Linked DNA regions of Mus musculus: region 2 is linked to region 1. Evidence: chromatin loops called from intact Hi-C (ENCODE). Cell type or tissue: heart. All regions are shown on one strand. Links, peaks and the distances in the headings refer to the core of each region. The heading gives the core; the rest is flanking DNA.

Region 1 (15,697 bases), core at 4,327-12,326:
AAGCCTCATTCACATGGTCTACAAGTCAGTCAGGGTTAGAACCAGAGAGCTTGGGACACAAAGGAACCCTAGCACTTTCCATCGCTTCTTACATTTCTGGACACAGACCTAAAGTGGCGAGTGCAATTGGAATCATCTCCTCCAGCTAGATGTCTGAGCCTTCCAGCAGTGCAGCTCCAGGTGTGCTGTCCACCTCCGAACACACACTGGCCTTTCAGAGTCACACAGCCCACCCACCCCAGACCAGACCCTTCCATCTCCTCATCACCTCCTAGGTTGTATAAGCAAATGACTCTGTGGAAAGCACACCTCCCTGAAACTACCATTTGCATCATGATGAGGCAGAGTGCCAGTTCTAGGCCACCAACAAGTATGCTGAGATGGATGAGCACAGTTGCCTGGCTTTGGTCAGACCACAGATGCTTGGAGAGCTGGTTTTGCTCAGTGGTCTAAAAGCAAGGCTGTTGGCATAATGTTATTGTGCCCTGTGTGACGACTATCCGTGTATCATTCAAATACTGATTTCGGGGCCCTCATATCTTGTTGCAATTCCGACATGGCATTGTAGTGCTTCTTCTAAGAATCTCCTGTCTCAGCGTTGTGTAAACACTGCTCCCCAATTAGCTCTGGTGGGTGGATAAAAAGCTGATCAGCCAATCACTGGGCAGAGGAGATGACAGGGCTGGACTTCCAGTCCCCGCCAGGGCAGGGGTAGTGGAAGAAGAAGGAGAGGTTTCTCCAGGTGGTGAGGGACCAGGAGTCACCATGAGAACACAAATGGAGCAGGCAGAGAGAGCCAAATCAATATTAAAATCCTAAAATCAATACTAAAATACTAAAAGTATATTGGGAATTTGGGCTGGAAAGTAGCTAGATTAGTTTAGAGGGTTAGAATAGATTAATATCTGCTCAGTTATTGTGCCTTAAGGCTTGTTGAATAAATCTAATAGCCTCTGTCTTGATTATCTAGAAGCTAGACAGATTAGAGCAAAAAAAAAAAAAAAAAACTATCACTCTTAAATTTGCACTAACACAAGGCCTGTGTCCTCAGAAACTAAATCCCAGAGTTCAGAGGGGAGATAACTTGTAGAGTTTCTACCAGGCCTAGCTATCTCCAACACAGAAGCCTGCTGCTACCCAGTGCATTCTAGAGACAGCAGCACCAGCACCAGAAATGCAAGACCTCAGTCTAAGCCAGACCTGAAGAACTGGATTCTGCATTGCCTGGAACCTCACAGACTCACTCACAGGCACACTAACATCCTAGAAATGCAGAGTCCCACTCTGCCACTGCCGGGAAGCCTATCTCTCTGCATGCTTAGCAGCTTCCTTTAAAATAAAACCATTTATTATGAGCTGGAGAGGTAGTTAAGAGCGCTAGCTGCTCTGCTCTTCCAGAGGTTCTGAGTTCAATTCCCAGAAAACACATGCTAGCTTACAGCCACCTATAATGGGATCTGGTGCCTCTTCTGGCATGCAGGATACCTGCAGACATAGCACCCATATACATAAATGAGTAAACTTTTGCAGGCCATGGTAGCACGTGCCTTTAATCCCAGCACAGGCAGGCAGATCTTTGCAACCTGGTTTACAAAGTAAGTTCCAGGACAACCAGAGCTCCACAGAGAAACCCTGTCTCAATAAACCAAAACCAAACCAAACAAACAACAAAACACAACAGCCAAAAAAAAAAAAAAAAAAAAAAACCCTAAAAACAAAAACTACACATTGTGAATCTTAAAGTGACAGTCAGCATGTGTACACACTCATGTGTAAGGTCAATGAATGACAGTTGTGTTTACATAATACGAATATCATTAGTTGCTACATTCACTGGGGCAGGAGAGCCAATGGGGAAGAGAGAAGCTAAACTCTGCCCCACTCCCCCTGACGAATGAGAACCCTGGAAATCTTCTTGGTCACGATTGACATCCTGAAAGGCACAAGAAAAATGGGAATTCCCAAATGAAAATGATGAGAATTGGGGTCCTCTTTGAAGGAGTTCACAAATAGCTGGGTAGCTCTCAGAGAAGAAACATCTCATCTATACCTCCAGGTCCAGCAGTGGCATCTGGCAACCTCGGAGAGACAAAAGATAAAGGTGGTAGATGTCCGATGAAACACTGGGGGGCTCCATGTTCTGGCCTGAGTGACCACACACTCCCTGCTGATGGCTATACTTGCGAACAGTGTGAGGCTTTCAAATTGACTTCACCCAAACTGAAGCGCTGGCGGGCAGATGAGCAGCCTCACCACACAACCCTCAATTTGTGTCTCCGGAGCTTCCACAAAGAGGCAGATTGGACAACAGGAAAAAGCCCAATTGCACTTTGAACCTCCTTCTGTCTAATGTCTGACTGCATGTGTGGTGGGGGTGGGGTGGAGACAAGTTTAAGGACTAGATTCTGTGTATCTTCAGAGTTGGTCCTCACAACACCAGATCTAAATTATTTTTTTAAAGATTTATTTATTTATCTTATTTATGAGTACACTGTAGCTCTCAGACACACCAGAAGAGGGCATTGGATCCCATTACAGATGGTTGTGAGCCACCATGTGGTTGCTAGGAATTGAACTCAGGACCTCTGGAAATGCAGCCAGTGCTCTTAGCCATTTTGCCAGCCCAGATCTAAATTATTTATTTGTGCTTCTTTTTGCAATACTGGGATTGAACTCAGGACCAGACTCCCCACATGCTAGACAAATGCTCTCACACCAGCACACACGCCCACATGCACACACGCACGCAACACTTTAAGTTCTAGAATACACCATGCCATGGATCAGAATTTCACAAGCAAATACCAGCAACAGTTGAGATGTTTGCGCTGGTGTTCCCAGCCACTGATTTTGCAGAAAGAAAAGTCTTAAGTTGCCCCATCTTGACCCAAGTAGCGGCTTTTGTTCTCAGGGTACAATTAAGTCACTGTTGGCTTTGGATGCGTGTGTACCGAAGGCACAATGCCTTCTATTCTGGGGCCTACAGAAAACAGGCATTGGCATGAGGTGTTGCGTCTTCCTTCATGTGCCGGACAGTCCAACCTGAAATTCAAGTGCTAAACTTTCAACGGCAAACAGAAGGCTCGTGTTCCAGTGTGCTTCACTGAAACTAAGAGGAACCCTGGGAGTGTTCTCTTACCTATTCTTCCCTTATCAGCATGTTTAGGGGTCAGTGCGCCATGTAAGCAACAAAAGCAAACCGAGAACATGACACTTTAGATGAGGAAAATAAAACCTCAGAGACCCTTGCTCAGTGTTGTATGTATCCTTGCTCTCTCCCAGCCTCTGACTCTGGGACTCAGGACCCGTACATGTGCACAGGCAAGTCAACATTTGAAGTCAGCAGCCTAAATCTCAGCCCTGACATTGCTAACTCCTCTCGTTGGGAAGTGCGCAGAGGCTGATGTCTGTGGGAAGCAAAAGTGGTCTGCTCATGTGTCATACGTACACCACGTGTGATGAGCTCTTTATTTGCATAGTAAATGAGATGAACTAAAAAGAGCAACGGCCCAATGGGAAGGTGGCATTCCCAGAGGTAAGCCATGACACACACTGCCACCTAACACCAAAGCCACTAGAGATGTGATAAACTTGGTTTCCTAGACAAGACTTCTCTACCCCCTGGCTACCCAACAATTTGTGCTGTCTCTCTCTCTGTGTTAATAATTAGACAGGCTAGGATCACACACAGAGTCTGAACCAAGCAGAAAAGAATAAAACAAGAATGGAGTGTGCTTCACACTGGGACCAGAGGGAAAATGAGGTCAAGTCCTTAAGACCCGGTGCCATTTGATCATCCGTGTTTGGGCCTTCTCTCCTGAAACAGACAAGGACTCTTCCCTTATCAACAAAGAAAATATTAACAGGTGACTCAGGTATGCAAAGAACAGCAGCAGCAGCAGCATGGAGCCTGAGATAAGAGGTAAACAGCTGTGAGGAAAGCAAGCCCAAGGGAGGTCTCTAAGCTGTCCTAGCTAAGGAAGATCCAGAAATGCACACATTAACACTACCAGAAATAAAATGTGCATCAGAAGTCTGGAAGTAAAACCTAGAGTGATTCCTCTAAAGAGAAGAAACGCCTGCATTTTGAATGCACTCACTGTATTCTTGAAATTTGTTTTTGCAAGGTGTGTGTGTGTGTATGTGTGTGTGTGTGTGTGTGTGTGTGTGTGTGTGTGTGAGAGAGAGAGAAAGAGCGCATGCACGCGCGCACACACACACACACACACACACATATGCATGCATGCACCAAGCAGTGGGGAAAAGTAGTTCTCAGGTGCAGAGTCATTTCCATAATTTGTTCCAGGCAGGAAGCGAGGAAATAGACCCATGGCCTGGAAGAGGGGGCTTCTGGCTTAGAGAGAAAGCTGAAGAGGTGTCTAGAATGACACAGGACCCAACAGTAATTCTCTCAGCCCTTCCCACAAATCACAGCCTGAGACCAGAGCCCCAGCTGACACAGGCTATGGCAGGCTTTGAGCCCGACAACCAGTGGTTTCCAAATCCTCTTCCTCCTCAAGCATTTATCAGACATGCGTTTCTAAGGCTGAACTGCCACACTCAGTAGACAGAAGCAGTACTGTAGAAAGCTCCAAGCTCGCATGGTTTACATAGCCACCCACCAACCCCAGTTACATAACATCACAAACACATAAGAGCGGGGAGGGGGGGCGCTAATGTGCATGTGTGCACACATGTGTTGGTTATGTTTGTATGTGCCTGCCCAAATGTGGGGTTCAAACACACATGTGTACATGTGTATGACAGCCTGAGACAACCTGGAGTGTCATTCTTCAGACTCCGTCCACCTTTTCCTTTGAAACAATCTCTCACTGGTCTAAAGCTAGCCAATTTGGCTGGGCTGCTTGGCTAGAGAGACCTCCAGAGCTCTGCCTGTCACCACACCCCAGCGCTGCTCACAAGTGCCTGCCATCATACCTGTGTTCACTTACATGAGTGGGTTGGAAAACCTGCCCTGCAAGCACTTTATTCAGGGAGCTATCTCCCCAGCCCAAGTGTTTCTATTTATTAAGTGTGAATAACACACCTGTACGGGTAGATTTAGGTACCCGAGCTGCTGCAGATAAGTCAATCAGCAGCTGGATCAGGCTGGAGGAGGGACTTTTAAGAATACTGTTTCCAGGGCCGTAGGTTCTGACTCAGCTCCCAGGGCCAGTAATCTTCAGGTTAATAAGCTGCCTAGGTATGTCTGACTCACGGTGAAGCGTAAATCAGGCACCTGAGCTGGGTGTGGTGGCTCACTCCTGTGATTCCCAGCACTTGGCAGCAGAGGCAGAAGGATCAAGAGTTCAAGGCAAGTCTGGGTTACGTGAGACTCTGTCTCAAAAGTAAAAGTTGAAAAGAAAGTGAAGAGGCTGGAGAGGTGGCTCAGTGGTTAGAGTACTGCTGTTCTTCCAGAGGGCCTGTGTTTGGTTCTGAGTACCCACCCACATGTGGATTCAGTTCAAAAGCATCCAACACCCCCCTCTGGTTCCACAGAAAGCAGGCATGCACAAGGTACACAGACACGCATATGGGAAAATCACACATGAGCATGAAGTTATATGTATATGACCCAGCAGCTGAGGAGATGGCTTTGTGGGTAAAGTGCTTGCTACGCAGATGTGAGAACTTGAGCTCATAATCTCAGCACCCATATAAACGCTGAGCCTGGCAATCCCTAGCCCTAGAAATGGCTTAAAGTAAGTTCACCGAAAATCATGTACACATGCGTATGCGACACACGAATACACAGAAACCATTAAACTTAAAGTCAGACTTCATCCAGTCTATCTAAATCTGAGGCCAGACCCACTAGCAGTGACTTACAACGTTCACAGAAAGCTCCACAAGCAGCCTGGCTGAGACAGTGTGGCTAATCAGAGCCATGCTCCTTATTAAACCCAGTAACATGTTTCCTATCCTGAAGATGAGGCAAGTTGACTGTCCCCCTCCCCTCTTCTATCGCCAGTTCTCCGGTCCTTAAAAGGCCCCTCTCATAGTCTACTTGTTTTGACAGTACCATGTGCACGCCAGGCTGGAGTAAGATCACCGCTGTGGAGAGTCCCCTCACACCCTGGGAGAAAGTGATTTACAACTACAATCTAAAACAGGGCCCGGTTTTTGAGAATTACTAAACAGTGTGTGAGCAAGATGGCTCGGTGGGTCAAAGGGCTTGCCTCAAAAGTCTGATGAAATGAGTTTAATCCAAGGATTCCCTGTCCTCTCACTCCCACATATGTGCATGCACGCAGATACACTAATAAAACAAAAGTAGAAAGCTCACACGGCCCTCAATGACCTTTGAAAGATTTTCAGAAAATGACTTACATGACACAATATGTGTCTGGAGCCTTCCCCTTCGGGATAGCGTCCAGCCTGAGGTGCTCAGACCCCTTCATAGAGAGGGAAGAATACTGTTAACCTGGAAAAGTAATTCAGCGCTCACACTGCAGCCCAGCTTCCCAGTGTCTTGAGCCATCATGCCTTAAAGCAGGGAGCAAGGTGGACCTAAGAAGGCACCTTACATAATAACCCACCTCCCCGGGGTCTGCATTAACTCAGAACGGAATCACTTCAGCAATCTTCGAAACGCAAGTGCCTCAAAGGAAATTAGGCCCCAGTGATCAGGACATGTCACTTTCATCCACTGGTTACAACTTGAGACTTGAAGGGCTATTTGTTTGAGCCACAGCCTTGAACCACTGTGTTTTTGGAGAACTGAGTCCAATCTCGGTATTTTAAAGCTCAGAACTCTAGCGTTGCCAAAAGACTCAGGCATCTGGCAATACTGTCCCCTGTTACCATGGGCAAAGAGGGCCAAGGGAGACATGGTTGTCTCTGTGGGTGGTTTTGTACTCTGTAGCTGGGCACAGGATGCCTCGTTCCTGCTCAGCTTCAACCAGCACTATTCTTAGCAGAGTCCATCCATCCCAGGCCAAGGAGCTGAATATGTAACCACCACTTTCTGATCTGCTTACTCATTGACCCTAAGACCTCGGATAGACAGACACTGCCCCCTCCTTAGAGGCTTTGTGTGTTTTTTTTTAAAGTGCTGGTTTGCAGTGAACTGTGTCAACTTCTTGGGGCATTCATGGGTACTAACAGGAACTGAATGTGAACAAGCACCCTAAGCATGACGAAGCAGCATTTGGGAAACAACTGCTAGCCCACGAGATTCCAGAGCACAGCTCCAAACTCTTGAGGCGCGCCCAGGCGGGATAACACAGACACCCAAAGTCCATCAGAGAAACCGAGATGTAACCTTATCCATAGAGACCCTGGGGGCTCAAATCAAGCACGCCAGTGAAGACAGAGAGATTGGATTCTAAAGGGACTACAAAATGCACTCCAACTGAGGCAGATCCCTTCGTTACTTCCAGCATCTCCAATTGAACACAGGTTCTCCTGATGCACAGCTGGTCTTTCTCCAGCTGCAAGAATAAGTAGGAAAGACCTAGAGGAGAGGAGACAGACAGAGGCCCACCACCCTCTCTTTCTTGCCCCTCCTCCATCCCCTCTTCTCTGTTATCAGCTTGGTGGATGGTTTGCATTCTGGCAGGACTTTCCCTTGCCCGGCAGCAGTCATTAGAGGCTAGGGGAGCCAGCAGATGGCTTGCTCACAGCTAATTTGAGTACATATTCAAGACAATAATCAGCTACAGATTGACTTGGCACCCACCCCATGGGAGAAGAGAGACCAACAAGCACTACTTAAGCCCATGCTGTCCTCATGACTTTGTCCACAATTGCTTCACCAAGATACACAGTTCTAGTGTCATAATAGCTTGTTTTGAAAGAAACTCTCTATTTCATAAGCAGTCCATCTCCATCTTCAGTAAACTACCCACATGAACTCTGGAACGTTCCTCAGTGGGTTGTAAACTATCATTACTTGGCTTGCTTGATATTTTCCCATCCACTCAGGGAGTTAAATGTACAGGAATCCACTCATAATCTTTCCACACTGACCCCTAAAAGGACATGCCAACACCCATGGAAGTCCCCTGTATGACACAATGCAAGCCACCAGTCAGTGGTGGTCTCCGACAATGACTGAGCCCTTGGGGTCACTGCCTAGGAGACAGCAAACCATTATGAACACAAAGGGCAAAGCATTATCCCTTCTGCCTTTGGCTAGTGGCAGCTTTCCATGACTCTTGACATCTATAATAGCAAAGTATCTGCCTTGTGACTCTTTGGTTCTGTGTGGTGACAAAATGAAGCCAAGTCCTTACTTCAGCTGAGATGCAGGCCAAGCTTCTATCAAAGCCCTGGGTTGAGCTCCCTGGATTCAGATAGAGTATTCAATCACTGCCCCATTTCATTCTTGAAATATCTCACTGTGCATATCCACCTAGTCTGTTTCCTTTGAAATAAGAGACATCTACTGTCGCCAATGTCCTGACCTTATATAGTTGCACTTACGTCGGGACCTTGTCCTGTATTCTGTGACACTGAAGTCAAGGTTTGTTTCTGTAATTTTTTTTTGAGAGCCACAAAAGACCTAGGATACTGATACTGATCACACTGCTCATCCTTCGTGGAGATGCTGCTGTAAGTGTGTACCTCAGGAGAGCACTTCAGAGGACCAAAACTCCAGGGACTTCTCCAGCGCTAACAAATTCCATCTTCGGTTTTCACAAGCTGCCCCGAGTTCACATGGAGGAATCCAGAGAGTTCAGCGCAGCTCTGGGATATGCAGATATGCTGGTTGCTCCTCTTTCATTGGAACCAACAATGAAAGCCACTCAGACATAGAGACATAGACAGGGCTCAGCAAGATGCCTGGCAGGTGATAAAAAATCAGTATTTGTGGGGCTGGGGAGATGGCTCAGTGCTTAAGAGCACTGACTGTTCTCCCAGAGGACCTCATTTCAATCCCCAGCACCCACATGGTGGCTCACAACCATCTGTAATGGGATCTGATGCCCTCTTCTGGTGTGTCTGAAGACAGTGACAGTGTACTCATATACACTAAATAAATAAATAAAAAATAAATAAAAAATAAATAAATAAATAAATAAATAATCAGTATTTGCATGCAACTAGGAGCTAAGGGACACACATTCATACATTTACACACAATGAGATGCCCCAGCAAAGAATGTGTTGATTAGACTCATCCACAAGTCACTCGTCGGTACATGCCCCAGGACTGCTCACTTCTGGGATGATGTGCCTTCTCAAGACTGCGGATACTGCTGTCATCATTTTAAAATGCCTTGTGTCATTTAAAAACAAAACAAAAAATTCTTGGACAAATGGATGTATCTGGAGGATATCATCCTGACGGAGGTAACCCAATCACAAAAGAAGTCATTAGATATGCACTCACTGAGAAGTGGCTATTAGTTCAGAAACATAGAACACCCAAGATACAATTTGCAAAGCACAAGAAAATCAAGAAGAGGGAAGACCAATGGGTGGATACTTCATTCCTCCTTAGAATAGGGAACAAAGTACCCGTGAAAGGAGTTACAAAGTTTGGAGCTAAGACGAAAGGATGGACTATCCAGAGACTACCCCACCCGGGGATCCATCCCATAATCAGCCACCAAACCCAGACACTATTGCATATGCCAGAAAGATTTTGCTGAAAGGACCCTGTTATAGCTGTCTCATATGAGGCTATGCCAGTGCCTGGCAAATAAGGAAGTGGATGCTCACAGTCATCTATAAGATGGAACACAGGGTTCCCAATGGAGAAGCTAGAGAAAACACCCAAGGAGCTGAAGTGGTCTGCAACCCTATAGGTGGAACAACAATATGAACTAACTAGTATCCCCAGAGCTCATATCTCTAGCTCATATGTAGCAGAAGATGGCCTAGTCAGCCACCATTGGGAAGAGAGGCCCCTTGGTATTACAAACTTTAAATGCCCCAGTACAGGGGAATGCCAGGGCCAAGAAGCAGGAGTGGGTGGGTAGGGAGGGGATCAGGGCGAGGGAGGGTATAGGGAACTTTCAGGATAGCATTTGAAATGTATATAAAGAAAATATCTAATATAAATAAATAAATAAATAAATAAATAAATATCTTTTTTAAAAACCAGAGTGGTACACACTTCAAATCCCAGCACTCAGGAGGCAGAGAGGCAGATGTGTGAGTTCCAGGCCAGTTTGGCCTACATAAGTAGTTCCAGGCCAACCTGGGCTATATAAGTAGTTCCAGCCTAGCCTGGGCTACAGAATGGGACATTGTCTCAAAAATTAAAATGATTTAAGAGGAGAGAATAGAAAGCTAATGACTCATAGAGAAGAGCTTCTGCTCTGAGGTTCCGGCCCGCCGCAGCTCACCTTCCATTCTCGAACCTTCACTCTGGATCACATCATTGGTCAGGTGGGAAGCAGAGGAGTTTATGGAGGTCAGCACTCAGCTTACGTTCCATCAGAAAGCAAAGACGGTCAGCATGTCTGAGAAGAACCCTCTTTAAGTCATTCTTCATTCTTAAGAGGCAGCAAACGGCTTTTACTTTGCAACAGCAGCTAACTGGCTTCCAAATTTGGATGGCTGACGCGCCATTACTGCATGAGCTAGGCTTAGCGGGATCTGTAATTTCCCCCCTGGACACTGCCTGAGATGCAGCAGAAGGGCAAGGTGTAAGACACGATCACGTCCTCCAGGGTACAGGACAAGATCAATCACTCCAGGTTACAAGGCAAACCCCCACTCACTCACCAACCTCCAGGCTATAGGGACAAGCTCAAATTCTCCAAGGCAAATCTCTATAGATGGCAAATTTAGCCCCTCCAGGGTTGGGTGTAGTCATGTGACTTTTTTGTATACATGTATATTCATATTCCCCCATGTGTGTGTGTGTGTGTGTGTGTGTGTGTGTGTTAAGGTTGGTGATGGTTCCATACAAAAACTTCAAAAGCCAGTTCTTTCTTCACTTAGTCTTCCTGGCTCACTAATAGGATTTCCAGTGGGACTTCCAATGGCTTTAATCCTAGACTTGGGACTTTAGACATAAGGGCTGTTTGTACCAGTGGCATGATTCTGCCACTGATATAGTTATATAAAAATGTAACTAAAGTGAACGGACACCTAATCTTCAGCTTCTACGCTAGCAGGCAGGAGAGCATCTTTTAACAAGATGGCGCCCGGTTTTATGTCTTTTTAAATGGTAGTAAATACACACTCCATGCTTCCATAATCACTTTTCCTTCTATTTCCTTGCTTGCCTTAGGTGCGAGAAGTCACATAAAATCCTTTTGTCACAGCAAGCTGTCAGAAGGTCCTGGAGTATGTAAGGCAGACCACCATGACACACCAAGTTCTTCACCTTCCATGAGCCTTCCAACTGACTCAGTTAAACAGCACTGCCAGGTCTAGTCCTCAGTTGGGGTCATTCCTCGGCTATCCATGTTAACAAGTTATTACAGTCCTGTTCCACAGGAGGAACTTCCTAGGGACTCTAGAAACCCTGGACTCCTACCCCAGGCTCATGCCTGGCCCAAGTCCCATGGCACTCGGTGTCAAGACACCTACTCTCCCCCCGGAACGAAACCTCTGACTCTTTGCCTTCCATCTGAGGTCTCCAGGGCCCGATCTCCACGGCACTGTGAGCTTTATTCTCTCTGGCCCTACAGCTAGGAGCATGTCCCCAAAAGCCTCCAGAGTCCATGACCTCATCTGAGAGGGGCTCAGAAACCTACACTGGCCCCTCTGACCTCACTGTGCCATCCCAGCAGGATCCTCCTGCCGCTCCTCCAGTTTCTGAGGAGCCAGGTGGACATCAGCCCCCACATCCCCTGAGCCCCTTCCCCTCACAACAGTGGGAAAAGAGAAGGATATGGCCTTGGGGACTATCAGAGCCATCTGTGACAGTGTGCATAGATGAGATTTTGTCTGGGAAGAATTTATATGTTACAGGCTTGCTGATAGGCTAAGACCACAAAGGGATGGGGCTAGATGGGGGCTGGGAGGTTCCGTGGCAAGTGTCCTGAGAGGGACAGATGATAAAATAAGTCTTGTAGGACCTTGAGTTAGTTCTTGTAAGTTGTTACCAATGAGACCAAATTCACTCTCTGGGTAGCCCTGAGGGTGCCCTGCAACCCTGCCTGACAGACCCGCTGGTGACCTGAGGTGGCCAAAGGGACAGGAATGTGCCTTTTGCCCAATGTGTGTCCACGTCTCTTTCCTGGCTCATGCTGAGGCATGGTGAGGTGCTGGGATTCTTAGTGACATCCTAAGGCTCGGCTGAAACCCAGAGGAGCCTGGGCTTCCAGGGTTAAGAGCCACAATGCCAACGAGGGAGGGAGGGAGGGAAGGAGGGGGGGGAAGGGAGAGGAAGGAGGGAGAGAGGGAGGAAGGAAAAGAAAGAGGGGGAGGAGGGAAGGAGGAAGGGGAGGGAAGGAGGGAGATAGACAGATAGATGAGACAGATAGACAGACAGACAGAGATGAAATTAATAAATTGAGGAAGCTGGAAGGGCACCCAGATAGCTATCCATGGGTGGACTAGATTAGAGCAGCAGAGGCGGGAAACTGCTGGCAGGAGTTCACCCCATGGCTGAGCCTGATAATGTCACCCTATTGAAACAAATAGGCCACAGAAACAGGCACCTTACGATTTCAGATGAGGAAGCACAAAGGAGAACAGCAGCCATCACAGGTTGGAGGGAAATCTGTTCGATGGAGTTTCCAAATTAGTTAGCCTTTAATAGTTTCTCCAAGACAAAGTTGTATGTACGTGAGTTGTACGTATGTGAACATATTCCACACCACTGAAATGCATACTCAGAATGTTTAAGGTGGTGAACTTTAAAGCTAGGTGATATGGCACCACAATTAAACACAAAAATAGAGCTGGGCATGTTGAATGGAAGAATACCTACTTACCATGAGCACACAGGTGCACACACACTCACACACACACACGCTCATGTATACACACACACACATCCACATGCACACACACATACACACACATGCACACACGCCCACACACAAAACATATACACATGCTCATGTATACACACACACATCCACACATGCACACTCATGCATACATATACACACACATGCTCACACACATGCATATGCACACACACCCACAAACATGCACACACACATACACATATGCTCATGTATACATGCACACACATCCACACATGCACACTCACACATACATATACACACACATGCTCACACACATGCATATGCACACACACGTACACTCACACATGTGCACATGCTCACACACAAACATGCACACACATGCTCATGTATATACATACACACATACACACATACACATGCACACATACATCCACACACATGCTCACACACATGCACACTCACACAGATGCACACACATGCACGCTCACACACATACATACACACACATGCACACACGCTCATGCACACACACATGTATTTTAGAAGATATGAGGGGAAAGAAGGGAAGAGTTGAGACCTCCAGTTGAGCAGGGCAGAGAAACAGCAAAGCTCAGAGGCAGGAAAAACAGGCCTCACTCTGAGGCAGGCATTTGAGCCAAGTCACACAGAGTCTCTTCATGGGACTTCAGGCCTCAAGCCAGGGCCTCTCAAACCCCAGAACAGCAGACATCTGACTGCCTACTGGTCTAGATTCAAAGCAGCCCTGGAGTGGCACTCCTTCTGTGGAGATTGCCATGATGTTCACACCACCAGAGCAGCCAGGTGTCCCACAGGGCTCGGCAATCCTCAACCTTTTCAGTCACTCTGACCAAGTGCAAGGCTTCAGGCACTGAGGTCACCTCTGTGGGGTGCTAGAGAGTACTGAGACAGCCCACAGTGTAGACCTGTCAGAGACTATGGGAGTCACCCGCCATAGCAGGGCTCCTGGATTGAACCTTAAAAAATAAAAATGAAACTCATTTTCTCAGGGGCTCTGGCCACATTTCATATTTGGCACAGCCACCTGGATTAGCAGGCACAAGGAACTAAGTCTCTAACTTCAGAACACTCTGCATACAGTCATGCTATCACAGCCATCCTATCTGGTATATTCACTTCCTTCCCACTGCTCCATCCTGCCTCTTGATAGAAAAAGGCCCGACTGGGTACCAGACAGACTCCCTGTGCCTTGCTCTCTTCTCTGGAAAAACAAAGGAGGTAAGATGAACACTCCACTCACCAGGGTCCAACTTGGGGACTTTTCAACTCGACGCTGGTGCAAAAGTGACCTACATTCAAAAGAATCCTTACCTCAGCTGCATGTGGTAACACATGCCTATAATCTTAGCACTCGCGAGGCTAAGGCTTGTTCTGAGCTCAAGGCCAGTTCGTGTAAACGGCAAGAACTTGGTGGGAGTGGAGGACCAGACCAGACCTTCCTTCAAATTCCAAATATTTAATTTTTGTCTCTTCCTGAACGATCAGTGTGCCATTTGAAGCCCTCTCTCCACACCGCATGGCAGCAGAAAGCCTACGTGACCAGTGTGCTATGTGGCTGAGCTAGACCAGACATCTACTAGCTTCGATGAAATCGGTACATTTTTCACTTGAGACCTCAGCTAACTGGGTTGTAACCTCATAAGGGGAACGGCATCAAATCACCACCTTGTTCAGAGAGCAAGTGAATCAGACTGGACAGCACCAACTTCAGGCTGGCAGCCTGGTTCTCAGAGCTGGCTATTATTTAGTAGAGAGAAGGGAAGAGGGTCTGTTCATTGCTATATGCAGAAAATCGTAATTAACCCAGGCCTTCTTGAAGAGGGGACCCTGTACCACCTTCAGTTCCCCAAGTATGAAAAATTTTCAATGAACAGCTAAAATGAGTGTGAATCCATGAGTCCCCCACTAGGCAGAGGTGCTGCGGCCAGGGTCTGTACAGTCTGGTTTAGCCTCTCCTCCTGCCAATCAGGAGTCCATTCACAGGCAGCAAGGCACCACACAGAGAAGGCCCCAACTGACCCTCCCACCACATGGCTCTCACAGGCCCCTCCATGAGGCATGAAGGGGTTCATGAAGGAACCCACCGCCCTGTCAAAAGAAATCCTTTCAATTACAGACCCTTCTCTGCAATTACCTTGAGGTATTTACACAGGAGAAAACCAGGGACCAGCTAATATCTAGGGATCATCCATTTCCACATGAATGTTTGCATGGGAGGTCTTCTCACGGCTCAGGTATCTTTCTGTACACATGTATGTGTCTCTCTGTGTGTACATACATATTCGTGGGAAGCACATTATCAATTATCCACTCTCTTCTAGGTCCACCCATTGGTTTGTAGATTCCCCCCCCCCTTGACTTTTGCAATGCCGCCCTGCTCATGCCAAAAGAATTTAATCTGCTGTGTCTAGCATCTTCCCGTGATGCCTCAGGGAAAGCAACTGACAGGCCGAGATAGGTGGACATTGTGTAGAAAAGACAGCAGTCACTTTGAGGTTCTGCAAGCTTCAAGGGAAGCCATCTGCCATCTTGAATAAGCTCTCAAAGGCTGGGGAGAGGTGAAAGAACTGCCAGCAGTGACCGTCAGAGCTCTGGGCTCTTCCTCACGGTTTTGACAATTGAAAATAAAATGTAAGATCCACTGTGGTTGAGTCAACAAGGGAAAGACTTGAAGCATCACTAGCTACTTACCCAAGAAAAGACACGCCTGGCTACCAAACGAGAACTGTCAACATCCAAGACACTTGTCTTCTGTCAAAAGCCTTCTCAATGAGTAATGCTTCCAATGAGGGGATGGGGACTCTGCTGCAGAG
Region 2 (15,697 bases), core at 5,224-13,223, 170 kb after region 1:
AACAATCACCCATGGAAGGAGTTACAGAGACAAAGTTTGGAGCTGAGACAAAAGGATGGTCCATCTAGAGACTGCCATATCCAGGGATCCATCCCATAATTAGCCTCCAAGCGATGACACCATTGTATACACTAGCAAGCCTTTGTTGCAAGGACCGTGATATAGCTGTCCCTTGTGAGACTAGGCCGGGGCCTAGCAAACACAGAAGTGGATGCTCACAGTCAACTATTGGATGGATCACAGGACCCCCAATGGAGGAGCTAGAGAAAGTATCCAAGGAGCTAAAGAGATCTGCAACCCTATCGGAGGAACAACATTATGAACTAACCAGTACCCCAGAGCTCTTGACTCTAGCTGCATATGTATCAAAAGATGACCTAGTCGGCCATCACTGGAAAGAGAGGCCCATTGGTCAGGCAAACGTTATATGCCCCAGTACAGGGGAATGCCAGGGCCAAAAAATGGGAATGGGTGGGTAGGGGAGTGGGGGGGGGTGGGGGACTTTTGGGATAGCATTGGAAATGTAATTGAAGAAAATACGTAATAAAAAAAAAGAGAGAAAAAAGCTACTTTTGTGCACCTGGTTTATCCAAAGTGACTCAAAGGTCAATTGTCTGTGTCACCAGGGCCAAGCCTGGCTTTCCCTACTCTTCCACATCTGGGTAAATTTCAAACACTTGACACAGTGAGTTAACTTATGCTTTGGGTACCTCTTGCCCAGACTGAGCAAGCTCTGAGCCCAACCCGTCTCACACACTGCTGAGTTTACAGGTCCATGCCTCCCTGTGGAGGACACACCCTTGACCTTATTTTGGTTCTCCTAGCTGTTTAATTGTGTGTCCCAAGAGCACAAGCTCAAGGCGAGTGTGTCCTGAGCAGATTCTGTCTCTCTGACCCCGGTGTTACCAGCACACTAATGCCTGAGGCAGGACTGATTAAAATCATACCTCGTTCAGATTGCTTTCTTATTGATTTTTGTAGAAGTCGACAAAAGGGGAGCTTGTTTTTCTGCTGCTGTTTATTGAGCAGCAGGAATAGCTGTGGGGACAGAGCGATGGAGCGGGTAGAGGCAAGCATTGGAGCTAACAGTGAAACCCCCATCCCCCTGGAGGCTGGCTCCTTACTTGGTCTGGAGAGAATGGGAGGCATTGCTAACAAAATGTTCTAAGCATTAAGACAAGAGATAACTGAAGGTATTCTTCGCTCTGGGAAGTACTGGTTTGTGTGTTTTGAATTCAAGTAAAGTGTAAGTTCTAACCCTTTCTATTGTTATTAAAATAAAAATTTAAAAAGATTAGGGAATTGAACAATGACAAAATCATTGCTGTTTAATTCCATTCATTTTACTTATTTTTTCTTTACAAAGAAAATAGGCTGAGCGTGTGGAGAAAACAAGGCCCCTGAGTTAGAGTCACCTCCTTCATAAAGTTAGAGGGAACGGAACCTCCAGAGCCTTTGCCAGCTTGTCTTGGACTCGATATTTATTGGTTATTCACTGTTTGCATTTGAATTGCAGGAGTTAAGAACACATTTGGATTAGAAGGCTTCTGAGACCCAGTGGAGATGGAGGTGCCCGAGTTTAGGCTATGACGGGGTGGGAGACAAGGATGGGTACTTCTTTCTAATTGAAATATTGTGGCAATTGGACGAAACATTTTAAAAACTGGAGCTTGTAAGAAGCAGATGAGGTAGTGAAGGGCAGTGTGTGCAGAAATGGGAGCAGGTACCAGAAGCCATGGTAATTCAGTCAGGAAAGCGTACCAGAGGGGCTGGAGAGATGGCTCTGTGGTTAAGAGTACTAACTGCTCTTCTTGAGGTCCTGAGTTCAATTCCCAGCAACCACATGGTGGCTCACAACCCTCTGTAATGGGATCCAATGCCCTCTTCTGGAGTGTCTGAAGACAGCTCTAGTATACTCAAATACAAAAAAATAAAGAAATCATTTAAAAAAGAAAGCATATGAGAGAGATGAGAAATACAGTATTAGAAAAGAGCCCACCATGTCTCACACAGCACGTCAGCAAATCGTTATTATGAACAAAAGGAAGGAAGGAACAACTCCCAACTGTAAAAACTACCAACAACATTTTAGGGATCCACAAATCTCCCTAAATAACCCTAGATGTAAGTTGTCCCAACTCTCGAATTAAAGGCACAGACTAAGTGACAGAATTATAAGACACATCCATCTATTTGATGTCTCCAGGAAGCACACCTCACCTTTGTCAAACGACATTCACAGACAGAAAGGACAGAGTCAATGTATCAAAAAAAGCAGAAGCTTAAAAACAAGGCACTGCTTGAACAGACATCGGAAACTTTAGGCTAAAATTAGTCAGAGGAGATAAGAAAAGCCAATACATGTTTTCAAAAGGAACAATCCATCAATAGATCATGACAGTCGTAGAGGCTGAAGAGATGGCTCGATGGTTAAGAGCATTCGTTGCTCTTGCAAAGCATCAGGACTTGGCCATCCCGACAATCCTCACTGAGCATTTTAAAGGAAGTTGAGTATTTAATGGGTGTGAGACAGTTCTAGATACTTCTGTGGTTGTCTCTCTCACATAGCCCGCTTGCTTACGAAGCACAGAGTTCTCTTTCCTCCCTGCACACATCCTCCTCCCTCCTGCACAGGCTCTCCCCTGCCACGTCTGTGCCGTCCGTCACTCGGACTGTTTGTCTGGTGAGCTGACAGGTGTCATACATTGTTAGGTAAGAGTCCTGGAGCTTGAAACTCGAAGTGACACAAGTCTCGTCGATTTAGCGCTGGTGACTTTTCCTGTGGAAACTGGGAGAAGGACAGGCATTTGCTACAACAATTTTGAACTTTCTTAGAAATTCTTGAAGAAAATGGATATGCGTCTCTTTCCCTGGCCGTGCACAGGGAAAGTGGTTTGACCTGTCACACTGTGACTTCTGCCTTGAGGAAATGAGAAAGACACACGTGACTGTCCAGCAACTTTGTGGATCAGCAGATCGATGGAGACCAAGAAGTGGCTGTGGGCTGACTCAACTTTGTTCCCAACTTTTCACAAACCCCACTAAATCCAGAATATTCATTTTCTTTTCAGTTAGTTCTTAGTTATTTAAACAAACTGACACTGAGAGCTTACTGATGCGTCATTCAACAGGAGCAGATGCCCTGACTCCCCCTATGCAACTTTCTTTGTATTGGACTTTTCAAAGTAAAGATAGATTTTTTCCCCTCCAATTCCCCAAAAGAGAAAGTGCTCTTAAGCCTTAACCTATTTTTTTTTAAATCCATTTTGAAAATATAAATAGAGTTGCCTCTTGAAGTTTTGCTAGTTTGAATCTCACAATCAATGCATGGGTTATAGCATGCACACAGACACACATCACTGGGCTAGGAGTCAGGAAGCTGTTCAGGGAGATGTAGAACCCATTGAAATGGGAAGAACATTGCTTAGGCGGTTTACAGCCACTCCGATAGAGATTTTTCTGTGTGTTACTGTCTATAGCTGTGTTCATCCCAGGTGAGCATAACGAATGAACACCATAAAATAAGTGGAATAGTAACAGATATTTATTAGTCTTCGTTCACAATCAAGCTGCTTAAGGATCTAGCTCGGCAGTGGGAGCTTCTATGCTGCTTACATGTGGCCCCCTTTCCATCGTGTCCTTGCATGCTGAAGGAAGTGCCCTTGCCTTATTCCTTCTTCTCATGAAGACTCCCACAGGCGCATGTGTCTGAACCCTCCATTGCCGGCTGGTGGGTTTTAGCTGTAGAGTCTTAGGGATTATGGTCCAGTGGCAGGAGTAGGTTACTGGGGTCAGGCCTTAAAGATACGGCCTTCTCACTCTCTGCTTCCCGATCGAGCTACCAGAATGCAATTAGCCGCAGCACAAGCCCCTGCTGCCAGGGATGGAGACAGCCTACCTGCCAGAGCTTTGCTGCCACAGTGGAGTGATAGTCTTTTAAACATTGAGCCAATTCCTCTCTCCCATTTAGTTGCTCAGTTAAGCACTGGTCACAGAGACAAATGAGAATAATTTTCATTGAAACACATATGCCATAATGGGGGATTTCGGGTTCCTTTAAATATACCCCTTCCTATGCCATCCTATTGGGAGCTGAGTCTCTGACACACAAATTACAAGGAGTAGGGGATATTTATTTAGTCTCTGATATTCCATCCTCCTCACCACCGAATTCATGTGCTTGAAAGCCAAAGACACTCCATCTATTCCAACAATTTTCAAAAGTCCTAGTTAATTCCCGTGTCAACGCCTGACCATTTGGAAACTTTAAAGTTTGAAATTCTGCATTTCACCTAAATCAGATGTGGGTGCGACTCTAGGCACAATTCATTCCTATGGCAAAAAAAAAAAAAAAATTTTTTTTTCTAGTTACGAACTCATGAAATAAGATGAGTTACATGTTTTTGGCTTATAGTGGCAGACGTGGCTTCACGTAGACAACTCCTGATTAGAAGGCAGAAACAAAATAGGAGGGAAGGTGTTAACTGGTCCAAACCACACCATTCCCATCAGACCGTAACACTCATGAGCAGTTCGCTTCTACCTTCTGGTCTTACTGGGGTGTTGCCCCCATCTCAGCCATGAGGGCTACGCAAAGCTTCAGGTGGTGATACGGGAAGTCTCTAGGAGTCATCTATTTGGAAGGTAAAACCAGGGTGATGGTTGAACCCAAGAAAGCCCAGTGTGTGTACTGACCTCTAGCTACCTCCAAGGTCATTGTCTCTTGCCCTGAAGAATGCTGTATATGTGAGGACTGGAGAGAGGGTTCAGTGACTACAAACAGTCACTGTTCTTGTGGAGGACCTGGGTTTCCATGACCAGTTCCCATATGGTAGCTGACAATGTCTATAGCTCCAGCTACGAGCCACACCTGACACAGGAAACGGGTGTGGAGACATTTATGCCTTCGATAGCCACAATGAAGAAGCCTTTCGAAACTGGTTTACAGAAGGAATTTGGAAATGTTTGGAGAGCAGGTTGAGTTCAATTCTCAGAACCCATTTGAAAATATCTGGAGCAGTGGAAAGAGTGCCTGGAAGATGGGGACAGGCAGTTCCTGGGGCTCACTGATGGGTGGTGCTCAAACAGGATTCCATCTTGGGAACACAAAGCAGTTGAAGTTGAGAACCAAGATGCAGTATTAAGGCAGGAGGAAGCCCAGTCTCCCTGGTGGGAGATCCTCTCTGTCAGCCATGCTCAGCCCCTCCACCCTCAGGCGAACATTGTGAGAAGGTGCAGTGTGTTGGCATGCTCACAGTGCACCAGGCCCTGTGCAGGGATAAAGGATGCGAAGTTGGTGAGGTGCTACGCCTCCCCTCAGGGATGTGGGCTACCCAAATACCAGGAAGAAAGTTAGTATCTATAACCAGGCAATGGTGTAATAGCTTTAGGGGGAATCTCTTGTGGTAGATACTGAAAGATGGCTTTGGGTGCTGACAAATCGCTTCTGTATAACCAAATCCTCCAGTGCCCGGAGGCCCCGTCCCCCGTCCCCCGGGTGTCTGCACAGTCTGTACGCAGCCTCCCTTGGTCTGCAGTGTGCTGCAGGATGAGACAGACCCTGGAGGGAAGTCCCTACCTAAATCCTTCCGTAGAAGCAGGGCTAGGCATTTTTGGGGTCATCCCTTTTTCATGTAATTTAAGTCTTCTAGATTGTTCTGGGCATTTAATATGATGTAAAGGACCGCACTCTTGCTCTCCCACTGTATCACATGGTACAATTTGGGGAAAATGAGAAACATCTCAAACAAAGACCTGGGCAGAGGCAGGGGCCCAGCTGGAAGAGCAGGGAGGGAGAGGAGCTGCATTGTGCAGTCTGTGAAGTGCGGGAGGGGGAAGAAAGCCTGTAATTTCTTCCTTTCTTTCTTTTCTTTTCCTTTTCTTAGCTTTGGGAAAGGAACTAGGCACCGTTTCTTGGTTCATGAGCTTTTGCTATGGTTTGAGCTTGCCCTCAGAGGGTTGACGGTGTGGGTGGATGGCAGCGTTCCACTTAAAGTAGGGCAGCAGTTGTCGAGTGGTTAATTTAAGAGTCATTGGTCTGACAGAGCAACCCATGCGTCCTCTCCCATCTGCGTGGGGGAGAGGAGCCAGCGCTGTATTTACTGCTTGGATTGAGTCCACAGAGCAGACCTTAGCAACCATATTTGGAGGGGAAGACAGAGTTGAAGCAACTTAACCAGGGTTAAAGTAGGGTCAACCTATGGATTCAAGGTTAGCGTAGGCTGGGCACTTGGCCAACAAGCATAAGTTTGATTTTCTTCAAAATAGTAACTCCTAATGCGAAGAGGAAGAGAGTCAGTGGCGTCTGGCTGAGGGAAGAAGGAGCCTGGCTGCACCGCTGTCTGTGTGAGTGGGAACCCGAGTCCCTGGGAACTCACTGTGATTCAGGGTTCCTGTGTTCCCAGGGACAAAGACCTGGACAGAAACACATGAATAGTGGTAGAAGCAGAAGCTTACTAAGGGGAGGAGAGAGCCTAGCTCTCTGTTGCTAGTAGATTCTGTCCAAAGAGGGAAGCGGGCCAAAGCAGGGAGAAACATCAGCAGTTCCAAGACAAGCACTATAGAAATGCTTGGGACTTTTATATCCCAGCATCCCCAGCTTGTGGCTCGTTAGCACAGTGCACTCTAGTTTTAGCATGTGCTCTGCTATCTGGCAGCCTGGGTGGGGAGAGTTTTCCAGTCTGGTTTCTTTTATAAACTAGTTGTAATTCACTCTTTGTCATATTGTAGGGTCTGTGGCCTAGGCCAGGTACAATTGACAGCCTCCCCACACGGAGCCACTTCTTCACGACAGGACATCAAGGTGAGTGGTACTCCCTTGTCAAACCATCCCTGACACAGAAGACTACACGTGAAGCACCTTCCGGATGCTAGCCAGTTGGCACAGCGGCCTTCTGGAAGGTTCTATTGTGCTGAGACGGAGCACATGAAGAGTCTTCTCACTGGCCTGTGTTTCAGTTTCCTTTGCTGTCCCTGTTAAGCAGTTCCGACAGGTTTGTGCTGGTCTATTACGAGAGAAACTCAGGCAGATTTTGAAGCAGCCGGTAACATCATCTCTACAATCAGGAGGTAGAGAGGGATGAACAGTCCAGGGTCCCAGCCAGGGAATAACGCTGCCCACAGTGGGCAAGTCTTTCTATCTCAGTTAATGTAGTCAAGGTTATCCCCGACAGGCACGATCACAGGCCCGGCTCTCTGTCGGTTGTAGATTCTGTTCAGGACACAACCAACATGAACCATCACACACACTGGCATGATCATTGACTTGGGATTCTTCAAGCAGCCTTTTAGACTCTTTCTGAAACATTTTCAAAGCATCACGTAAGTATTAACTGAAATGGTTCTTCAATGGTCCCTGTTACCCTCGGCCTCTTCCCTTCCCTTCTGTAGCCAATGCTGAGGAATGCGCAGAGAAATCTCTAGTCTCCACCACAGGAAGGTAAGAGCTAGCAGCAGGGAAGACAGAGGGATCCCCCAAAGCATTCATGTTTTTGCAAGTATAACAAATATAGTGAAAAATCCTCTCTTGTACGCAGTTAAAATTTGGCAGAGCACAAACCAGGACCTGGCAAGACCTGGCAGGACCAGCAAGGCTGGGCTTCCCCGGGCTCAATGGCTAACCAGAAAGCTAAACTGGTGAGTTACAGGTTCAGTGAGAAACTCTGCCTAAGAAAGTAAGGTCCAGGACTCAGCATTTAAGAGCGTTGATCCTGCTTCAGTTCTCAGCACCAAATGTCAGCCCACAACCTCCTGTAACTCCAGCTCCAGGGGACGCTGGTGTCCTCTTCTGGACTCTTTAGGCATTGCACTTGTGTGCACATACGGCTGTCCCTTTCTTCACATAATTAAAAATATATACTATATGCATATAGGAAAGGATGACTGAGGAAGACACCGGTGTTCTTTATAGTATCCACATAGGTATAGGTTCCTGTACACACACACACACACACACACACACACACACACACACACACACACACAGCCTGTCAGTCCCTGTTCCTATTTTCATGCTCCTGTCCAGCACAAAGCTTCCATAGCTGTTTTTTTTTGGGGGGGGGCGTGGATTGGATATTTACTTTATTTACATTTCAAATGTTTTCCCCTTTCCAGGTCTCCCCTTCGGAAACCCCCTATTCTACCCTCCCCACCTCTATTAGGGTGCTCCCCCACCCACCCACTCCTGCCCTCCCGCCCTGGCATTCCCCATAGCTGTTTTCTAAGGAGCCTCATCTTCCTGGCTGCCGAAACAGGTAGGCATTGTTTTGCTGAGGCACGGGGCTCATGGGTTCCTGTTTTTGCTGCGGGACCCATGGAACTCTGCTATGAAAGCTAGCTTCCTGGCACCAGCGCTCCAGTGTTTTATGTGCTTAAAATTCCATCTGTGCAAGTCCAGACATGACCTGAGTGCTTGTCAGGTCTAGTTCATCTCAGCCCTCCTGGGGCTCAGGCTTGCAGTGAGGAAGGTTTCCCTACTCTTGTTCACCCATCCTGCTGAGCCAGCAGCTCCCTCTGTCCCCAACCATGCAAGCCTTGGATTGTTGACAAACTTAGGCAATTTCATCTGCCTTGTCCAATGCATACTGCATGCCTGCCAGGAGTCCTGCTGGCTTCTAGATAAAGACAAGATTCCAGGAAAGGTTGAGCTGTGCTGGCCAAGTGTAGCCTAAGTTATTGGCCAAACACACAACCCAAGAATGACAGCCAAGCTGGTGACTTTCTAGAACGGAACTCAGAGCTTCTCTTGTTAAAAAAAAAAAAACAAAAAACCCAAAACTGAGACCCCTCCACCCACCCCCCAGGATCCAAAGCACAGAGAAGCAGCATAGTGTCTGCCTACACCCCTGTTCTGAGAGGACTACACCCCTGTTCTGAGAGGACAGGCTGCTGATGCTGCTGGGAACAGGTCACCAGACCCTTCTCAGTTCTGTTTTCTCTGGGCTGGCCAAGGCTGCAGACAGGATACCTTCCACAGCACACAGAAGAGTGTTAGTTAGCGTGTTGTCATTGCCGTGGAACGCATGAGGCTGCTAAGGTTGAAGGAGAAAACGTACACTTACCGAGTAGTTTGGAGGACAGGGATTTGTGACTTTCCTTGGGCCGATTCACCTCATGGTGGGTGGGCACTCTGGCTACAACCATCAAGTGACCAGACCAGAAGCAGAGAGGGCTGGGCTGGGGCTAAACTCAAGTTACAGTCCTTTACTCAGGAACTACTTCCAGAGAGCATAACTCTGGGGGGCCGGAGGATCTCCCCTAACCCACACATCTAAGGGTTTCCATGATTTCCTCATAGCATCACCCTGCACAATACCTCTTCAGTCACAATGCAGCACACAATTAAACGGCATTGATGCCACACAGCAGCAATACGTGCCACTTAAAACAAGCCACTCTGAGCAAATGACTACTTTGAATGCAGCGGACAGAAGAGTATTCCTGAGCACCCCATTCACCCAGAAGCAGCATGTAAGTAAATCTGTGCAAGTTTCCCCTTCCCTCTACCGGGAAGGGTAGGTGTCTGTTACTAGAAACAGCACTAGCCCTGTGTCTGCTCACAAGCTACTCCATTAGGACTACCCAGATTAGAAGGAATGGACAGGGCCTGCTCCAGTTTGGGCTCAGGGACAGAGGGGGTAAGGAAGAAGGCATTCTGAGTGGGATGCAGACAACAGGTAGCTGTGAGAAATCTAAAAGGGGTTATGGAGTGAGCAGAGAATAAAAGGTCGGCCCAAAGATGAGAACCTGAGCGAAGACAAGTGGCTTAAAGCTAAAAGGCTGGCAATAGTCAGCCATGCCCTGAGCAGACCAGACATGCCCTCAACAGGCCAAACATGCCCTGCAGACCAGCCATGCCCTGAGCAGACCTTGCCCTCCTCGGCAGTCTGCACGGCCTTGGCTGCTCCTGCTGCAGCCATCATACCTGCTCTGACAGCTGGCTCCCTCTCCATGAGTTCTGCATTCACAGATTCAGCCAAGCATGGTGTGAAAGGCATAGCTATCTGTGCTGCAAACACACAGGTTTTTGCCACCCTGGGAAGTCATGTGTGTGTGGTTTGATACTTGTGTGCACATGTGTGGATGCATAAGGGTGGAGGCCAGGGGTAGATGTGAGGTGCCTCCCTCCATGATTCCCACCTTACTTTCTGAGACAAGGTGTCTCAGGGAATCTGGAGCTCGTCTGTTTGCGAAGTTTGGCTGGCCACTGAGCTTCAGGACCCTTCCTGTCCTACCCGTGTGGTTCCACACCAGCACTGTGCCGCAGACTTGTGCCTGGCCCTGACATTGGTGCCGCAATCTGAACTCAGACTCTCATGCTTTCACGTCAGGTACCATACCAACCCAACCGCCTTCCTAAACCATGTCATTGTGTCTCACACCTGCATGATTCACATTCACACCATGTGAGGTGTTCTAAGCTGCCCAGAACTGGCTTGCAGGGCTCAGGACAGGAAAAGCTTGGGTGCAGCCTCCAGTTTTATCCCCCCAGGTCTCACAACTAACTCCTTGTAAAAAGAGGGACAACTGTCCTCTCACATCTGTCCCTTGCTTGGGATCTTCTCAGAGTGCTTGGTGTAGCCATGGTCCTGTGCATCTGTACTTGGGGAGTTCAGAAGCACCCAAGTCCTAGATTCCTCTTCATCTGCATCCCTGTTTTCATTTGCCCCTTGGTTGCCAGGAGAGTACATGTGGCCCCTGACACTACACAAACTCACCTCTCCACCCAATTAGCTCTGACCACTGCCAGCTCTTAGACTGGAAGTCTTGGGTCATTTTTGAGGTTTTTCTTTTTCTCTGGTGTTAAGAATGCCACAGGACTGTTATAATGCTACAAAAATTTTACATCTCCTTTAGTCTTTTAAAATTATTTCATAATAGAAACAGTCATTAAGTCTTCCAACCAAAAAAAAAAAAGCCCAGGACCAGATGGGTTTAGTGCAGAGTTCTATCTGATCTTCAAAGAAGACCTAATACCAATACTCTTCATACTATTCCACAAAATAGAAACAGAAAGAACACTACCCAGGTCATTCTATGAAGCCACAGTTACACTGCGTATTCCCCCTTAGAGATGGAATGGATTCTGTCCAATCAGGAACCTGTCACAATTTCCTTTCATAAAGGACTTCATAAGAGATTTTTTTTTCTACTTCTATCATGTTTAATATTCCAAATAGACTTAAAAAACTGGTAGAGTGCATATTACTTTTAGCTTCAGATGATATCATGTATATTTAAGAGGCATTTAACTATTATAAATTATTTTGATGACTTAGAGAATGTTAATACTGAGTTGTATATTTTAAAATAAATTTTATTAATTTAATAACCATTTATGTATGTATTTATTTATTTATGTGTGTGTGTGTGCAGCTCCTTCGAAGCTGGAGTTACAGATGTGTGTGCCTTCAGATATGGGTGCTGGGGAGTCAGCTCTTCTGAAGAACAGCGAGCACTCTTCACAGCTAGCCATTCCCAGCTCCTTTAACTAATTTTCATTCCTTTTTATGTTTTTTTCTCCAGACATACATAGAACCAGCCTGTCAGCAACCCCCAAGCTGGGTCTCAAACATAGTTCTTCTTTCTCTATCCCCTTATCCCGGAGCCTCATGAAATCTATGCAGGGGTCTGTGTTCCCTTTATCCATGTACAAAATTAGTTTGTGTGGCAGAGGAGTGAGAACTGGAACTCCCTACTAGGTATGCAAACACTAGTGTATAGTTAATAGTAAAGGCTGAGGCCCCATAACAACCCACCCTCAAAGCAGAGGGTTACCACAGCATCTATTGATGCTCATGCAGACTGGTACCAAGGTGGGGCAGCCTCTTGTGGCTACACCATGTAGTCTTTGGTGTGTCAAGAGCCGAGAAGAACGCTGAAGGGATTTCTCAGGGACAAGATCCTAAGCTGAACTTCCAAGGAGGGTGGATGAGAGTGCTTGGAAGTTCCCAGGAGACAGAAGCTTTGTATAAGCGCATAAAGAGGACCCTCTGAGAGCTCCCATGAGCATGGCTGTCCCAAGGGCCCTGCCACACAGGCCTTCATGCCTAGCATAAACTTTAAGGCTGAAATGTGTTTTCTAGAGAAGAGGGCTGGACACTGGTTCTTCTCCAGCAGCTGCAGGGGACAAATTTGAGAAGAGAAACATTTTTAAGAGTTTCCTGAAGGGAGATGGAAGGTGGGCTTCTGCTTTGGAAGACATACCAAAACAGAACAAAGAAGGCTTAAGGAATGTGGACCAAGTGTTGATAGCACAGTAACCCCGACGGCCATGCCCCCAACCCCCTCACTCACAGGCATTCCTGAAGACCAAACTATAGAATTAATTTTGCATTAATAGCTTATTGTTAGAACTAATGACAGATGCAAATTCTGTTGCTGCCACATGGGCAAGTTCCATTGATAAACAGAGAGATAGAAGTTGCATAAAGAGAATACAGGGAGATGCAGAAACGGCCTGGTGGGTGATAAACTGTGAGCTGCAAATGAAATATATCCCGGTCCTCCGCACCCCTCACAATGCTCCTGGTCAATGTTTTATGACAGCAACAGAGATGCAAACTAGGACCAACTTACTGCTTCTTACTCAAATGTTTTTCTGCTTAGATTATTTTATTTTTATGGGTATGAGTGTTTGCATTCACATATGCCTGCGCACCACGTGCATACAGTACCCGAGGAGGCCAGAAGAGGGTGAGACCAGAGCTATGGATGGTTATGGTTGGGAGCTATCACGTGGGTGATTGGAATTGGACCTGGGCCCTCTGCAAGAATAAGGGCTCAACCTTTCTCCAGGCCTGTTGCTTATTATTTTAAGTTTTAATTTTTAAATATAAAATTGACCTTGAACTTGTTTTTTCTTTTAGAAAAGACTCCTTTTACTTTTAATTCAGTGTGTGTGTGTGTGTGTGTGTGTGCCTGTTTTCAACCTAATGATCTACAGTACCCTTCAGCTCTTTCTTTGCTCTAATTTTGACAAATCATTTTTTACCTCCTGGACAGTGAGCTGAGGGAGAGAGAGAGAGAGAGAGAGAGAGAGAGAGAGAGAGAGAGGAGAGCAGGCGCCTTCCGAAGCCTGAGGCAGTGGATCCCCGAAGTTACAAATGATTATGAGGCACCCACGTGGGCGCAGGTCCCTGACAGCTTGCTCTTGGTTCTCCGGCTTTCCTCTCTTAAATGCTGGGATTAAAGATCTGTGTTAATCCCAGCATTCGGGAGGCAGAGGGAGGCGGATTTCTGAGTTCGAGGCCAGCCTGGTCTACAAAGTGAGCTCCAGGACAGCCAGGGCTATACAGAGAAACCCTGTCTCGAAAATTCAAAGAGGGGGAAAAAGATCTGTGTAGCTAGGCTTGGCTTAAAGTCGAATATCTTAACTTTAGTTTTTGATAGGTAACCTATAAAATCAATTTGCACAACTCTTGGCCACTGCCTTAAGAAAGACTTCCCTTTCCTGCGGTAAAGGAGCTGTAGAGGAGAAGGCTGCCCCCCTGGGGGTTGCTGGGAGACCGGAATGTTGCAGGACCGAGAAGACTGTGCAGCAGCTTTTGCATCAACTATCCACGTCTACTTAACCTCAAACTCCTACTGAACCCGTCCAAGGCCGGTGAAGTCGCTGCTTTCATCCTTCCTGCTTTCCACCTTTGGCCTTTGTTTCTTTGCTCCAGTCAAGGTGCTTCATTTAGGGCTAATTTTGTTTCCGTTTCTGAGAAACTCCTGGGAAGTAGTGGAGGCGCGCGGGCGCTGTGAGCTGGGGGTGGGGGGATGAAGTAGCCGGCAGTGGCACTGTGCCCGCCACGTGGCTTCTTTTCTTTCTTGTCCCTGAGACCGCAGGTGATCAGGGAACAGCTTGGAAAGGTACAATTTAAGACAACTGAGGTGTGTGCTGCTGTCCAATTTGCAAAGAGACAGCAGGGCGTCTGATGTTGCCCTGTATGGTGGATTAGTCCTGTATAAAGGCATGCAGGCAGGGTTGGAGTGATGGGGGTTGTCTTAAAGAGAGTCGGCTTCTGCGGTAAAACAAAGTTAGCACTGGCTAAATGAATGTACTTCCGGGGGCTAGGCTAGAACCCAGTGGCACGGTGAATCTCCATGAGGTTTTCAGGTCTTTAACCCAGCTTTTCTTTCTTCTTGTTTATAATTTTCCTGCTTGTTTATCTAAGACTTTAACTTGCCAGCTCAGCAACTCACATCTGTTAATATTTTGAGATTACAGTTAGCCTCAGCCAATTGGGCCTTCCTTCAATAACAGCAGAACTTAGAAGCTCGCTGCAATTACTCCTGATTCCAAACGACTGCAAAGTGTACCTCTCTGCCCAGTTCCACTTTCTCTCTCTCCCCGTTCTGATTACTGCAAGTTATGTAAATCGAGCTGGAGAAGACTTAATTTAATCAACCCGTGGGTCTGCTTACATTTGTTTAAATATTAACTACAGTCTATATGTAAAAGACCAGAGAGGGACAAACTAGTTGCTAAGCATCGCGGCCAATCACTGACACTGTCTTTGCATTGTCAGATCTCTTTGAGTCCGGCTCAAGGCTGTAGAAGGTTTCGTTGTGCACTCACCACGTGCCTGAGGTAACTCTAGAAACCCGCAGCTCCTTTAGAGACTGTCAGGAAGACATCTATTTCACCAACCATTTATGGAGATGAGGAGAGAGGACAGGACTGTGGGAAGTTGGAAAGGGGTTCTATTTTTCTTGCTGGACATTTCCATTCACTCCAGCTCATCTGCATTGCTTACCTTCCAGACCAGAGGTACCCCTCCCGCTGGGTGGGGGTGGGGGTGGGGGTGGGGATTGGCTGGGTGCTTGGAGTGTTAAGCAATCTGAGAGAAAAGGGAAACTTCTCTAAATTACAACCCAGGGCACTGGTCAGGGAGTAGAGGAAGCTACAAAGCAAAGCAGCTTCTCTGGGCAATAGTGGACCCCAACATAAAAACATTATCTCACGAAGATGCTACATGGCCTTTTGGTAGCAGGAAGTGCGAACTGCGGGTTCTGTAGGTTTCTAACTGCACTGCAGGTGCATCTTGAAGACGGAAAGAAAATGTCAGGCATAGAGGTTGTTTAGCATTACAAAACCAGCTAAGTCCTTCATACCAACACTGACCAGACCTGTAAGTGATTTACACCCCACCCCTCCCCACCCCACCCTACCCCACCTCAGCCAAATGAGTCAGGATAAGAATTTGGTGTCTGGCTTGTTTTTGTCACGGTGCCAGCTCAGAAGTGCAGTGATTGGCTGAGATACAGAACTCCACAATTAACATTAAACACAGGCAGCTGGCTGCATTTTGATTAAAACCGGCGATCAAGAGCTCTGGCAATCTGGGTTTTTGTGATGGCCGGAGCTTTATTCCCTCGTAAATACCACTGACAGTTGTTCGCGCATTGGAGCCTCTTCGTTTACTTTCTCTGTGGTTCTCTGTGTTTAAAAAATTGGCAGAAATCCTTCCAGGTGAAACAGTTTCCGTATCCATTTTCACCCTTGTGGACTGTCAGTTGGGTGGTAGAAACAGGAAAGACAGACAGACCCACGGGAGCCAAGTTCAGGGGTCCCCCACCCCGCCCCACCCCATCTCTGTCACATTTTTTTTTTTCCAGAAAATGGAGGGATTTAGCCCTTGAAGCAGCCTGGTTCTTCCAGAGGGGTGTTACGCTTTGTGGCTCTTTGGCCCCATCTTATGGACAACAGTAT

The links. Peaks named below come from ENCODE experiments on the same cell type or tissue, not always from the same donor. Only the 100,000 strongest peaks of a DNase experiment are listed, where the experiment ranks them.
Region 2: it touches region 1 in a loop (6-fold over the local background); 4 of 42 quality-filtered maps call a loop at or near these places.

The regions. Positions count from the first base shown.
Region 1 is chr13:60,652,245-60,667,941 of GRCm38, reverse strand. The region is part of intron 2 of Dapk1 (death associated protein kinase 1); the gene reads right to left. Among named protein-coding and RNA genes, the nearest start is that of Gm35540, 26 kb to the left of the region's middle. In heart, for the core only: no CTCF peak of the experiment used is centred there; DNase peaks (open chromatin) are centred at 6,871, 7,621 and 8,161; H3K27ac peaks cover 305 bases.
Region 2 is chr13:60,479,138-60,494,834 of GRCm38, reverse strand. A530001N23Rik (a long non-coding RNA gene) reads left to right here. Exons shown (of 6, transcript XR_873556.3): 2 at 6,268-6,345; 3 at 6,730-7,635; 4 at 8,113-8,252; 5 at 9,296-9,468; 6 at 9,827-10,914. Among named protein-coding and RNA genes, the nearest start is that of A530001N23Rik, 22 kb to the left of the region's middle. In heart, for the core only: a CTCF peak has its summit at 7,807 (motif pointing left); DNase peaks (open chromatin) are centred at 6,044 and 8,634.